Regions from separate parts of the Homo sapiens genome. Here region 2 is linked to region 1. A link is a contact called in ENCODE POLR2A ChIA-PET data. All regions are on one chromosome and are shown on one strand. The core of a region is the stretch at or near the end of the contact, and the rest is flanking DNA. Distances in the headings are between cores, read along the strand shown.

The links. ChIA-PET counts read pairs that join two places held with the same protein, here RNA polymerase II (POLR2A).
Region 2: POLR2A ChIA-PET joins it to region 1 with 11 read pairs in activated T-cell. The contact joins two enhancer-like sites. POLR2A ChIA-PET finds 5 or more read pairs at or near these places in 2 of 52 experiments (activated CD4-positive, alpha-beta T cell and activated T-cell).

What each region holds. Positions count from the first base shown.
Region 1 is chr11:64,792,413-64,795,244 of GRCh38, forward strand. MAP4K2 (mitogen-activated protein kinase kinase kinase kinase 2) reads right to left here. Exons shown (of 32, transcript NM_004579.5): 25 at 1-10. Among named protein-coding and RNA genes, the nearest start is that of MAP4K2, 9.4 kb to the right of the region's middle. Within about 2 kb of position 1,501, at least 2 of the 41 ENCODE cell types and tissues checked have a DNase peak (open chromatin) inside an H3K27ac peak, as active enhancers do.
Region 2 is chr11:65,470,964-65,473,989 of GRCh38, forward strand. No RefSeq gene overlaps it. Among named protein-coding and RNA genes, the nearest start is that of ENEMAL, 5.0 kb to the right of the region's middle. RefSeq lists enhancers at 331-876, 1,197-1,276, a silencer at 577-656 and a cis regulatory region at 986-1,545. Within about 2 kb of position 1,273, at least 41 of the 41 ENCODE cell types and tissues checked have a DNase peak (open chromatin) inside an H3K27ac peak, as active enhancers do.

The DNA.
Region 1 (2,832 bases), core at 251-2,750:
AGCAAAGCGCCTGTAGGGGTGATAACCAGGGCCTGTGTCTGGGATGCCATCCATGGGCAAGGCCCCTGCAGAGCCCTATGAGGTGGGCACTATCAGCTTCCCTCTTTACAAGTAAGGGACTGAGACTCAGAGACACAGAGTAACTTGCCCCAAGAACAGCTGGGAAAGGTGGAGGATCTGAAGCCAGTCTCCCAGCCCTGAAGCCAGGAGGGAGTGTCTCCATCCAGGCCAGGGGTTTGGGTCTCAGGATTGCTTCTAGCTCTGTGTGACTCCAGGCAAGCCACTTAATCTCTCCATGCCTCAGTTTCGTCATCTGTAGATTGGGGATAATGGCGGGCCCCACCCCAGAGAGTCACAGTGAAGGCTTCATGAGTTAATACAGGGGAGGTGCTCTCGGCAGTGCTGGGAATCGTGTGTGCTCACAGAGGGCCAGCTCCTATCATCCCATATTAGGACTTTCCACCTATTTTGAGTCACTGAAAGTCCTTGTCAGGTAAAGGCAGGGTATAAAGAAAGAAATGATGCCAGGTGCAACGGCTCACGCCTGTAATCCCAGCACTCTGGGAGGTCGAGGTAGGCAGATCACCCGAGGTCGGGAGTTCGAGACCAGCCTGACCAACATAGAGAAACCCTGTCTCTACTAAAAATACAAAATTAGCCAGGCGTGGTGGCGCGTGCCTGTAATCCCAGCTACTTGGGAGGCTGAGGCAGGAGAATTGCTTGAACCCAGGAGGCGGAGGTTGCAGTGAGCCGAGATTGTGCCATCGGACTCCAGCCCGGGCAATGAGAGTGAAACTCGGTCTCAAAAAAAAAGAAAAAGAAAAAAGGAATGAAGAAATGAGAGCATGGAGGGGCTGGGGAGGATGCAGGCTCCAGCCCCACCAGGTTGCACAGACTGCACACGGCCCATTTCACAGATGGGAAAACAGGCCCGGGGCAGTGAATGAACTTCAAAAGGCAAATGGCCTGCCCTCTGCTTCTCCAGCAGAGGCAACAGCCCTGTGGGGCCAGGGGGTGGCTTGCCTTGCTGTCGGGGTAGAAGTAGTGAGGAAAAGTTATCAGAGGGGCCGTTGCCTTGGCCACTGAGTGTCCCCTAACCCTCCAGGGGACCCTCTCAGCCTGTTTCTTCCTCTGGGGAATGGGGCTTCCTGTCAGCAGCCCTGCCACCTCCACCCAGTGGCCCATGTCCTGTTTGTACCTTCTGCCAGGACATGGAGGAAGCCAATGTCTGTCTCTCACTGTCCCTGGTCCTCGTCCCTCCCTCTCCCCACATTCCTCCCACTCTCCTCCCCATCTGGTCTTTGGATGGGACAAAAGCATATATTTTGTATTTGTTTTTTCTCCAAACAACTCCAGTTCTCTGTTCTTTGCATTCAAAGTGCTCACTGTGCCTCTGCCATTTCCCGAACACAAGCTCAAAGCTGCCTGTGACCTGTTGGGGCTCTGATGGGCCTGTTTCCTGTAGGTCCTGCGCCAAAGCAGACTCACTTGGGGACTGAGCTCAGGAAGCCCCAAGGCCACCGGGCTCCAGATGTGGTCCTGGAGTGAGCACGTTGCAGGAAGGGGGCTCCTGAGCTCCCCAGCTGTTGCAGCCACTGGCCTGGCCTCCCCTACCCTCTGCACTCAGTCCACTGCTTCCCACACCACCCACCTGGTCATGACAATGTCGGGGGCCCATAGCCCAGGGCCCCTCCCTTCAGAGCCCAGCCCCACCAAGCCATGGACTGACGCAGGTCCCACTTGCACATCTAATAAGCATGTTCATGCAACAAAATTGAATTCAGCTCCCCCTGAAACTGCTCCACCTTCAGCTGATGACAGCTGCATTCTTCCTGACACCCAGGCCAAAAACCTTGGAGCCATCCTTGACTCCTCTTTCTCTTTCATCAGGAAATCCTACTGGCTCAACTTGCAAAAGAGAATCAGAATCTGACTGTTTTTCTCTTCTGTTTTTCTTTTTTTTTTGAGACGGAGTCTTGCTCTGTTGCCCAGGCTGGAGTGCAATGGTGCGATCTCGGCTCATTGCAACCTCCGCCTCCCAGGTTCAAGCTATTCTCCTGCCTCAGCCTCCCGAGTAGCTGGGATTACAGGCGCCCGCCACCATGCCCGGCTAATTTTTGTATTTTTACTAGGGACGGGGTTTCGCCATGTTGACCAGGCTGGTCTCGAACTCCTGACTCAGTTGATCCACTCGCCAAAGCCTCCCAAAGTGCGGGATTACAGGCGTGAGCCACTGTGCCTGGCCCCCAGGCAAACTCTTAACAGCTCCCCAGCTCACCAGGCTGCTCCGCCCCAACACATACTAACATATACTTGCTCTTCCCCCTGCCTGGAGTGCCATTCCCTACCTCACCTGCCTAGAAACCCTGACACACTTTCGAACCTCCCAAGCTTGCCCGGTCTCTGAGGCCTCTCCACACCTCCCAGCTCTCCCTCTAACTGGACCTCAGTACCGGCTGCTAACTGTCCACATTTCCCTTTTTCTTTTTTTTGAGACAAGGTCTTGCTCTGTTGCCCAGGCTTCAATGCAGTGGTACGATCGCGATCACAGTTCACTTCAACCTCAACCTCCTGGGTTCAAGCAATCCTCCCACCTCAGCCTCCTGAGTGGCTGGGACCACCAACACACAACGCCATGCCTACATCACCATGCTCAGCTAAGTTTTCGATTTTTTTTTTTTTTTTTTTTGAGATGCAGTCTCACTCTGTCGCCCTGGCTGGAGTGCAGTGGTGCAATCTCCACTCACTGCAACCTCTGCCTCTAGGGTTCAAGTGATTCTTCTGCCTCAGCCTCCCGAGTAGCTGGGACTACAGGTGCGCACCACTACACCC
Region 2 (3,026 bases), core at 23-2,522, 680 kb after region 1:
GCAGATCACTTGGTTCTTTTGTGTTTTTTGCTTTTTGTTTTTTTTTTTTTTAAGACGGAGTCTCACTCTGTTGCCCAGGCTGGACTGCACTGGCTCGATCTCAGCTCACTGCAATCTCTGCCTCCTGAGTTCAAGCGATTCTCCTGCCTCAGCCTCCCGAGAAGTTGGGATTACAAGTGTGTGCCACCATACTTGGCTAATTTTTGTATTTTTAGTAGAGACAGGGTTTCACCATGTTGGCCAGGCTGGTCTCAAATTCCTGACCCCAAGTGATCCACCCACCTCAGCCTCCCAAAGTGCTGGATTACAGGCATGAGCCACCGTACCTGGCTGGCTTTGGGTTCTTGAAGGGAAAAGAAAAAGCCCCATGGCAGACCGGACCTGACTGACGGGCAGGAAATCTTAATTCCAGACCTGCTTTCACCTCCTCACTGCCGGACCTGGAGCCAGGGCTGGCTGTCTCAGGGCCTCTGCCTACCATTGCCAGGAACTCTCTGTTGCCAGTCTGTATTTGGAGAGGCTGAAGGGATGAAGGTCCTACCTCACTCTGGAGCCCTCCCCACAGGGCCCCAGCTTGCACCTCGTGCACCAGCTCCTTAGGGGGCAGTGTGCACCCCTGGAAGGACTCCCAAGGTCTGGGACTTGCGACTCAGGACAGACCATTCCCTGCAGATCATTCATCTGCCAATTTAAGAAATGGGAGAGAGACGGAGGCCCGTCTGCCTCCCCTGCCAGCTCCTGCTGATTGCTGGTGGCTGCCTCCTGAGTTCTGGGGTCCCTCTCTTGACAGTGGTAAGAGTGCCAGGAACGGAGCGCGTTTGCTGCACACCATTTGCCATTGGTGCATCGAGCACACTCCCAGCTCCAGGATTATGGGAAGACCTTTTTGGGGTACAGACTTCCCCTCCCTGCAACAAAGAGGAGCTCTTCCATGGCCCCCACCCTGAGGGGCACAGGAGGTCCACGGCCTGGAAACTTCCTATTTCCTGGGGCTGGCCCAGGGCTTCTAGTCTGGCCTTCCATAAGGCATGGGCCAGGATGCTGGCCCTGGGGGCCTCTCAGCTCAGCCCCACGTGCCCCTCTGTGGACTCTCAGTCTCACGTTTGTCAGGGTTCTGCCATTTAGAAATGATCAGCCCACCTCTAGACCAAGTGCCTGCCTGGAATGTCCTGTCCAACTTATCCACCAGCTCATCCTTCCGGGCCTAATTAAGGCCCCACTCCATCTCTGAAGCCACCCCATGCTCATGACTCTCCCTGACGCAGGTTCCCGACACACCGGGTGACTCAGCTGCAGTGTTTTTCACAGTCCGTGATGCGTCACAGCTATTTATAGGTGTGCTTAACTCCCTGTGAGGAAGCACTTCAACCCCCAAACGCAAGTTCCAGAAATATGCTCATAAAGATAAAGATAGAGAAAAGCTCTGGAAAAATACACAGTGCTGTTGCTTCAGGCAGAGTCCGTGTGTGTGTGTGTGTGTGTGTGTGTGTGTGTGTGTGTGTGCTTTCACTTTTTGCCTCATACATCTCATTGTTTATAAAATTTATCAATATTACAAAGTTGTAAACAAGGTTATTTAAAAACAACAAATTGGCTGGGCACGGTGGCTCACGCCTGTAATCCCAGCACTTTGGGAGGCCGAGGCAGGCGGATCACCTGAGGTCAGGAGTTTGAGACCAACCTGGCCAACATAGTGAAACTCCATCTCTACTAAAAATACAAAAAATTAGCCGGGCATGGTAGCAGGCGCCTGTAATCCCAGCTACTCGGGAGGCTGAAGCAGGAGAATCGCCTGAATCTGGGAGGCGGAGGTTGGAGTGAGTTGAGATCATGCCATTGCACTCCAGCTTAGGCAACAAGAGCGAAACTCTGTCTCAAAAAAAAAAAAAATTATAAATTTCTACACAAAGTCTTGCACATTCCTTTAATTTATTCATAGGTATTTTATAGTTTGTGTTGCCATGTTAGCAGTTACAAAGTGGCTGGGCACAGTGGCTCACACCTGTAATCCCAGCACTTGGGGAGGCCGAGGCGGGTGGATCACAAGGTCAGCAGTTCGAGACCATCCTGGCCAACATGGTGAAATCCCATCTCTTCTAAAATACAAAAAATTAGCCGGGTGTGGTGGTGCACACCTGTAGTCCCAGCTACTTAGGAGGCTGAGGCAGGGGAATTGCTTGAACCCAGGAGGCGGAGGTTGCAGTGAGCCGAGATTGCATCACTGCACTCCAGCATGGTGACAAAGCAAGACTGTTTCAAAAAACAAAAACCAAAAAACCAAAAAACAAAAAGAGTGAGGTCCCCCTGAGTCACATAGCAAGACCCCATCTCTACACAAAATATTTAAAAATTAGCCAGGCATGGTGGTTCGTGCCTGTGGTCTCAGTTACTTGGGAGGCTGAGGCAGAAGGATTGCTTGAGCTCAGGAGGTTGAGGCTTCAGTGAGCCAGGATGGTGTCACTGCATTCCAGCCTGGGAGAGACAGCGAGACCCTGTTTTTGTTGTTGTTTTTTTCTTTTTTAAAGAAAATAAACACCAAAACAATAAAAAGAGTGAGGTAGGTAGGACTCATGTCCCAAAATAGTTCTCCCTTTTTAGTTTTTTAATTTTTAATTTTTAAAGAAAGTTTCATTCTGTTGCCCAGGCTGGGGGGGTGGGGTAGTGGCATAATCGTAGCTCACTGTAACCTGAAACTCCTGTGTTCAAGGGATCCTCCTGCCTCATGCTCCTGAGTAGCTAGGACTACAGGCCCACGTCACCATGCCCAGCTAATTTTTATTTTTATTTTTTGAGATGGAGTCTCACTCTGTCGCCCAGGCTGGAGTGCAATGGCGTGATCTCCACTCATTGCAACCTCCGTCTCCCAGGTTCAAGTGATTCTCCTGCCTCAGCTTCCCGAGTAGCTGGGATTACAGGCGCCTGCCACCACGCCTGGCTAATTTTTGTATTTTTAGTAGAGATGGGGTTTCACCATGTTGGCCAGGCTGGTCTTGAACTTCTGACCTCAGGCAATCTGCCTGCCTCGG